Linked DNA regions of Mus musculus: region 2 is linked to region 1. The links are chromatin contacts, found by Hi-C or POLR2A ChIA-PET in ENCODE. All regions are on one chromosome and are shown on one strand. Each heading gives the region's core, a stretch centred on a gene start or an enhancer-like site at or near the end of the contact. The rest is flanking DNA. Distances are from core to core; before and after follow the strand shown. Region 1 holds the start of Aspscr1 (alveolar soft part sarcoma chromosome region, candidate 1 (human)). Region 2 holds the start of Cenpx (centromere protein X).

Region 1 (3,948 bases), core at 999-3,498:
GAGGAACTGGCTCAAATTATAGTCATTGCTCCAACCAGACACCATTACGTGGACCATGGGCAGGTTAACAGAACAGAGCTGGCACAAAGCTTTGTGGCAGGATATTGTTAGATGGCTTGGCCACTCAAGAGCACATGTTCTGGGATTCTTAGAAGACCAGAACGGGAGCCGGAGACTGGAATGGCCTGATATAGGTATCTTTTCCAAGAAACTTCTTCCTAGAAAGCCCACACGACAGCATGGGAAAGGCCAAGAGAGTGGGCTTCTTGTGTTAGGACAATGTTGTGAAAACATGTCTCCAAGAATAAAAGCTCTACTTAAGACAGAAACCTGCATCCCTCCTATGGCCTCAGACCCGAGGACCTGGTGGAGGACTGCTCTCTTTGTACTAACACCCTGACCCAGAGACCCAGACATGGGAGGACTACAGCAGCTGGGAGGCGAACAATCCCTTTACAGCTTTCTAGCCATTCCTTTGTCCTACCAGGAATTTACACAGACAGCCAAAACCCTGCATTTGTGGGTTTAGACAGTGCTCCCCAAAAGATACATCACTGTTCTTGCCCCTAAAACCTGTGAAAATGACCTTATTTGTCACAAGTATTTATGAATGTAGGTTAAGAGAGTAAATTAAATAAGGTCACCCTGGACTAACCAGAGGACCCTAAACCCAGTGACTTGTGTCTTCGGGCCGTTTGAAGATCAAGGCAGAAGTTGTACTGATGCAGTCACAAGCCAAGAAATACCAGGACAGCCAGAAGCTGAAAGAGATGAGTCCTCTTCCCTAGAATATTCTAGAGTATAGCCACAGGGGTGGGGGTGGGGTCTTTGATCCCAGCATTGTGGAGGCAGAGGCAGAAGGCTCTCTGTGAGTTTGAGACCAGCCTGGTCTACAAAGTGAAGTCCAGGACAGTCAGGGCTACACAGAGAATCTGGGGGCGGTTGGGGGGGGGGGGTGGCACAACCATACTCTGGGCACTTTGGACTTTGCCTTCAGAACTGGGCAAGGATAAACTTCTGTTGTATTAAAGTACCTATGGGGGCGCTTCTAAGGCAGAGATAGTATGTGTTGAGAAAAGGACCAGGTAGACTGAGAAGCCCACAGCTGAGTCCAAGCAAACTCACTTCAGGTCGTATTCACTGGGGTTGAAGTCTTGCCGCCGGCATGTGTCTTCTAGTACCTGTGGGACAAATGATCGGTAAAACCTACCTCAACTGATAGTAGGCGCACTGGCCAGCCCACCAAACATCTCACTCACCAGCTCCAAGCAAACTACATGCAAATCCTGTCTACTCTCTCCCCTCCTACTGGGGACCCATTATTGACTTAATCCTCCAACTATGGCCTAGCCTGTCCACCCCTGGTCCCATGTTCTAGGCTCTGCGAGGCCTCTAGCCACAAATAATAATCTGCCTTACTGAACTTTGTGTCCACGGCCACTCTGTGGCCCGGCAGTCTTTGTGCAACTGCTGCATGACCAGAACCCTCCTCTACATGAGCGCAGCTCCAAATGGAGGTCACTCTGTATGGCCCTGCCACAGATATGAATCGTGTACGCCTTTGTAACCTAACAACAGAGGTTTAATAAGCAGGTGTAATTCATACGAGGTCACAAACAGCAACAATCAAAAGCCGTGAGTGACTTAGCAAAATTCACTTCCGGGAACACAGGCCCTAGGGTCCGGAGGGACGCCCCTGAGCTGAGCAGGAAGGAACGCCACTCTTCCCGGTGACCGAGAAGGCTGGATTCGGACAAGCGCCGAAGATTCTGGGGCTCGCAAGGCTCGACCCTGTTAGTGGGGTCCACCCCACCGTGCTCAGCAAACGCGCCTCCAAGTATCCCGCCCCGCCCCCGGGACCCAGATCTAGAGGATGGGGCGGACAGCCGCGCGAAAGGCGCTCATTGGCTGCCTCAGGCCCCGCCCACCGGGACCCGGTCCCGCCCTACCGCCCTAGGAGCAACCGCAGGGGCGGGCCCTGATGCGGCGACCCCGGGCGGCCCGCGGGTCCACCCATCCGCCCGTTCCCCACCCGGGCCGGCGGCCGCACCTGCAGCAGCACGGTGCTCGGCGTCACCTTCACCGTGTGGCGCCGCCCGTTTGGGGCCAGCACCGACACCGCGGAGCCCCCGCCGCCCGCCGGGGCCGCCATCTTCCGCTCACGTGACCGCAGCCGGCTCGCCTCAAACAACTTTATCCGCAACAGCCCGGACGCACAGCCACGCGGTCTCGGGGGCGGGGCCAACTCGCTTCCGGGCCCGCCCCCGGCGCTCTGGCTCTGCTTTGCTATTAGGCAGCCTGATGGCGTCCCGACGGCGCGGACCAAAGGCACCTCCCTGGAAGGAGCACAGTTCTGTCAGGGACATTGTTTCTTCATCCGGAGGCACGTGTTCCTGGGAACCTCCAAGCTCTGGGGGCTGCCTGCAAGAAAGCTATGCTGCCTGGGGCCAGCCTGGGGCCCACAGCTACCTGTCTGTCACCAAGTACTGGGTATGCGCACACCAGAGTTAGCCTTTGTACCTACTCCGTTAAGTACTGATCCTGCCTCCCTTCTCAAGTGTTCCTGTGATCATCATCGTCACATGGCGACAACCTTTTAGAAAAATATTTTATTGAGACTGATGTGGTAATGCAAGCCTTTAATCCCAGTATGTTGGAGGCAAAAACAGATCCCTGAGTTCAAGACCAGCCTGGTCTACAGAGCAACAGTCTTCCAGGACAACCACGGCTACCCAGAGAAACCCTGTCTTGAAAAAATAACAACAACAATAATAATAAAGTTATATTTTATGTGTTTTTTTTTTATTGTGTGTCTGTGGAAGAGCAGGTACAGGCATGCTATGGTACCTGTGTGCATTGTCAGCGAACTTGCCTGTTCCCTCCTTCCACCTTGTGGGACTGAGGGATTCATTTGAGGTTACCAGGCTTGGTGGCACTTTTACTTGCTGAGCCATCTTGTTGACTTCAGGCCCTCTCTTAGCTTGTCACCATGACTTCAAGGAGAATGCTTTGCCTATGGTCCTTGGGATTGTTGTAAAAATCTCCAAATCTGACTGGAGAAGCTGGTATACAGCATCTGTGTCACACGTGTGTATTGACAAACATGGGGAAAAGAATGGGAAGAGTTTGCGTGTTCTATGCAACCTTAGACCCTCACTGTGCTGCCCACCTTCCCGGGTCCCCTTTGGTTTTCTTCCTTTCTTTTTTACACACTAGCATTTAAAACAAAACCTCACAAACCCTCAAGTCTGTTTTCTTTCAACTGTCCCACTGTTAGAATCCTCTGGCAGAACATTTAGAGAGGTGCAGTGAGAAAAATGGACAGCCATCAAGAGATACAGATTGTTCTGAAAGTGAGCATGTGAAATTTGACCATGGTCAGGCTCAAGTTAAAGTCGGAATCCTCCATAATCAAGGTCCCTCTTTCCTTGGGTAGTAAATTAGTCAGCTATAGGCTAATTCTTTAAGACTACAATGCCATGTTTTTTTTTTTTTCTTCCCACATTTATTATGCAACAGTTTTAACACCAATTGATGAATGAGTTTTTTTTATTTATTTCCTTGACAGTTGTCCGGGCTAGTTTTATGTCAACTTGACACAAGCTAGAGTCATCGGAAAGAAGGAAACCTCAAATGAGAAAATAACTCCACAAGATCTGGCTGTGGGGCATTTTTCTTAATTAGTGATTGATGTGGGAGGGCTCAGCCCATTGTGGGTGGTGCTATCTCTTGGTAGTGGTTCTGGGCAGTGGTGGCCCACGACTTTAATCCCAGCACTCCAGCGGCAGAGGCAGGCAGATTTCTGAGTTTGAGGCCAGCCTGGTCTACAGAGTGAGTTCCAGGACAGCCAGGGCTACACAGAGAAACCCTGTGTCAAAAACCAAAAAATAAAAAAAATAAAAAATAAATAAAAAAGAGAAAAAGAAACATCTCTCTTTAAAAAAAAAT
Region 2 (4,008 bases), core at 743-3,242, 41 kb before region 1:
CAGAGGATACTTTCTCTGGTGCTTCACTGCCCGTGGTGGCTGCCAGTATAGCCAGGAGCCCAGGCTAACCTCTCCATCACCAGAGGGACAGGGTGCAACTTAATACAGCCCAATGGACCTAGGTCTCACGGGCGTACAGCAGAATTCAGGAGACCTCACCCAGCTGTTGGAGGGTGGTGTTGCCCTTCAGGGCCAGGGCCAGTTCCTCTGCTCCCTTGTGACTGATCTGGTTGTTTCGGAGGTCCAGCTGCCGCAGGGCACTATTGGCTGCCAGACCCCCACAGAAGGTGGCAAAGGCATCTTCCCACGTGCCAAGGTTGTTCCACTCCAGCGTGAGGCTACAGGAAGGGTGGACACGTGTTTTTGGCTCAGCAGAACACTCCTCCCATGGAGCCCAGGGCATGTGGAAGGCCAGGATTAACCAGGTTATTCACTACTCATGGGGGCAGAACCTTGGTAGGTAGTGGGAAGTGAGCTGGTTACAGGACCCTAGGCCACACAGGGAGGAAAACGTGAGGTGCAGGCGAGGCCTACCTACCTCTGAATAGACTTGTTCTGTCGAAGGAGCTTTCCCAGAGCCTCAGCTCCTGTAGCTCGGAGGTTGTTGCCCTACAAAAGGAACACCCTGGCCAGTCAGTTCTTGTTACCCTGGCTCTGGATACCACATTTGAACCACAGAGACTCCAGGTGGTGGGAGAGGCTAGGAGATAGCTCTAGGCAACGTTGTGGTGGCCAGATCCTAGTTTTCCTGACTTTAGCAGCATCCCAAGCCCGCTCACCTTTAGATCCAGATGCTGCACACTGGTGTTGGCACACAGCCCTTGGAACAGCAGTGTGGACCCTGTGTAAAGATAGTTGGAAGAGAGGGCTGTCACTGGAGCTGGCGCTGCTACTCAGTGACATCAGAGCTGCTACTCAGACAGTGGTACCACTGTTCTGGCTTGCCGTAAGGCCACGTCAGAAACAGTTTTTGAGCTTGCCAGACCTTATCTTTCTCAAGCCGGCATGGGGAACCGTGAAAGCTGGGAACATTAAGGCTTCTCTATTACAGTGACACTGACCTCTGTTCCCAGGTTTTGGAAAAGGTGCAGGAAGAGAGGAGAGAGCAGAGAGGCCTGGACACGCAAAGACTTTCCTGCTCACAGACACCCGCTCTGAGGCTAGCCCCGAGGAAAAGTGTTTGATTGAACCCAACTCTGACGTTTCAGGTGCGGAGGCCACTGGCTTCACCTTCTTCACTCAGCATGCAGTCGCTGAGGACAAGCTCCTTCAACAGCGTCTCCTTATGCAGCAGCTTGCCGAGGGCCCTGCAGGTCTCCACCGTCAGGCTCTGAGTAGTCAGGTCCAGTCCGCCCTTCGGAAGCTGGTGCAGTTGCTGCAGAACAGCCTCCTGGGGCTCAGCCCCACTCTCCTCGCAGAGGCGGTTGTAGGAGCGCCGGAACTCCTCCATGTCCCCGAATGCTGACGGAGCCTCGCAAGCATGCCCCTGGAGACAGGATACACATTAGCTTGCTAGGCCGAAGGCTGGGAGCCCCTTTCCCTAGGGCGTGTACGCGGAGATGAGCTGAGCTGGCCCTATATAAGGGGAGGCCTAGAAATGTGGAATAGAAAGGAGGTTGGAATGGCTCGAGGAAGGGGTTTGGAGATAGAGTTGGAGCGCAGCAGAACACTGGCCTAGAAGAGCAAGTATACGCGTTGCACATACCCTAGTCTGGCCCTGTGGCCCCCAGCCCGCCCTCGCGACGTAGCCTCGGGTCGCTGGTGTGGCAGGACGCGGTTCCTCGCGCCTCAGTATCCAGGAAGAGTGTGGTGCGCCGGGAAGGATAGGAACTACATCTCCCAGGAGGCATTGCGGAAGGCATGGCTATTGGTAGACCAATGAAAGTGAAAGGCGGGCTTGAGCTGGAACTCAAGTCCCGGCTTGGGGAACGCTTGGATGATTGGCTGCTGGGATTGGAGGCGGGACCTCAGGGTCGCGTTCCACGTTCATTGGTTGGGATGTGGGAGGGTTCCGGAGAGTGCACATCGAGACTGTGGCCATGGAGGGAAACAGTGGCTTCCGGAAGGTGAGGCCTCTGGAATAGTGGCAGGCACACTCGGGCGTTGCGGATCCCCGCGAGACAGTCGTGCATGCTCGAAGTCAGCCTTATCGATGTGTTACCGTGTCTTTGGTGGGGGCCTGGCAGCAGGGTGGGAGCAGCCCGCGCGCTCTGCGGCTGGACTGAGCGGGTCTGTAGATTAACAAGCTGGACGACCAGTGGCACATCCAGGCTGGCTACAAGGGGTCTTCTCGGGAGGGACCACAGGGCCTTTTTCCAACTCGGCCGATGGGAGTGCGCGAGGCACACTGATGCGAGCCTCCACTGCTCGGGCCGAGGCCATCTCTCAGTGACAGGTTTGGGAGGACTCGCCCACGTGCGGGAAACTTAAGCAGAGGCGCTCCATTCTACGATGAGTGGTGCCACCTGAGGGGTCGGCTCTTGGCATCAGGCCAGCGCGCGCCCTGTGCAGAGTTCAGCCTGGCCTCCGCACTCCGTTCAGTACTTGAGTAGAGTTTTGGGGGCTTTGACCGTGACCGGAGTTGTGATAGTTCACTGAACTATGGGGAGTGGGCTGTCTCAGGAAAGAGTGACAGGAAGGGAGGGGCTTACATTTCAGGCTGTGGCCTTCTGGCCAGGAACAGGAGTTTGAGGTGCCACGGGTTTACCCTAATCCTACCCTCCAGCAGTCACATCCACACTTCCATGAAACAGCCTGCGTAGCTGTAGTCCAGCCCTGGCTCTGACATGGGCTTCTGCCCAGGTGCTGTCTGTCAGTCTGCTGTTGGGGTTCGTGGGACTGGGGCCCTCTGGTAGCGAGCGGGGACGGGGGGGGGGGGACCAGCAGGTGGCGCTGCTCTCACGTAGTCGTTCATGGACCCTCCTGGCCCAACTAACAAGTTCACCTGTGCCTGTGTCCATTTCCACCCGTGCCCCTCTGCAGCGAGTGGGTATCAAGGCTTCTCTGTGGCTGACGCTCGTGAATCCAAACTCACCTTTCTTTGTAGGCCATCCACTTCGAGGGTCGTGGGTGCCTGTCGCTGCCTACCTTTTGCCTTTCCCTGGTCGTTCCCCATTCTGTTCTGGACTAGGCAAACTTGAGTGGTCTCGGCTTCACACACTGCACAGATGCTCGGGGGCTCCTCATGGCTCACCTTTGGTGCTCTCACGGGATTCCTAGGCCTCTGGATTCTCCCTCTCATCTCCACCTCACAAACTACCACCAACCTTTCAGTTCTCAAGCCATTCCAGATGCCTGGCCAATCTGCCGCCACCACCTGGTACTCATCATTACAGCTAGGTTTCTCCAGACCTAGTCTACAAGGGTCTTCCCCAAACTAGTGCTGTCTCTCCACTCACAACTAGAACCAACTTCCGACTTCTTGCCAAAGAAAGCTCAAGGGTTCTTGGTTATACGTCCACCCAGCCCTCCAGCCACAGCCCGGCTTAACATGCTGGGTGTCCTGTGTGTGTGTGGCAGTAGATCCAAGCCAGGACTGCCAAAGGGGCCAGCATTCCTCAAGGCTGCCCGCCACCGCCCCCTCCCCAATCTGCTGGCACATTAGCTCCCTGCAGTAAAGGTGCAGCACTGCCCCTCAGCTCCCAGAATTGGAGGTGACATCACTGGGGACCCCCACTACATCCTCCCCTCCAAGCATAGCTGGCTTCATCCTCTCAACATAGGAAATGGCCCCAGGATAGCAGTTTCCAGCTGGGAAGTCACAACCATGCTCCATTCAGAACTGATACTTGGGAGGGGGCGGAGGGGGGTGACAATGACAGACAGCCTTGTGAGGAATGGCACTGACTCTGCCCTCCTTCTAGGAACTGGTGAGCAGACTACTCCATTTGCACTTCAGGGATTGCAAGACCAAAGGTTTGGGGCACCAGTGGGGTGGGGAATATGTGGGGCACAGGGAGGGAGGCTGTCCTATGACACCACCACCCTCCCCCTTCCCTCCAGTCAGCG

What was found. Hi-C counts contacts between places; a loop is a spot of excess contacts on that map. ChIA-PET counts read pairs that join two places held with the same protein, here RNA polymerase II (POLR2A).
Region 2: a loop to region 1 is called in a map of gastrocnemius, with 6 times the contacts of the local background. The contact joins the promoter of Cenpx here to the promoter of Aspscr1 in region 1. A Hi-C loop is called at or near these places in 5 of 37 maps with a recorded cell type or tissue (gastrocnemius, left cerebral cortex and v-Abl transformed pro-B cells). POLR2A ChIA-PET finds 5 or more read pairs at or near these places in 3 of 5 experiments (Patski and embryonic stem cell).

Annotation. Positions count from the first base shown.
Region 1 is chr11:120,671,273-120,675,220 of GRCm38, reverse strand. Aspscr1 (alveolar soft part sarcoma chromosome region, candidate 1 (human)) reads right to left here and starts at 2,248. Exons shown (of 16, transcript NM_026877.2): 1 at 2,051-2,248; 2 at 1,126-1,181. The coding sequence starts at 2,152.
Region 2 is chr11:120,711,751-120,715,758 of GRCm38, reverse strand. Cenpx (centromere protein X) reads left to right here and starts at 1,992. Exons shown (of 5, transcript NM_016665.2): 1 at 1,992-2,066; 2 at 3,864-3,915; 3 at 4,003-4,008. The coding sequence starts at 2,040. It overlaps Lrrc45 (leucine rich repeat containing 45), which reads right to left and starts at 1,806. Exons shown (of 18, transcript NM_153545.2): 1 at 1,706-1,806; 2 at 1,231-1,486; 3 at 780-841; 4 at 539-609; 5 at 160-338. The coding sequence starts at 1,450.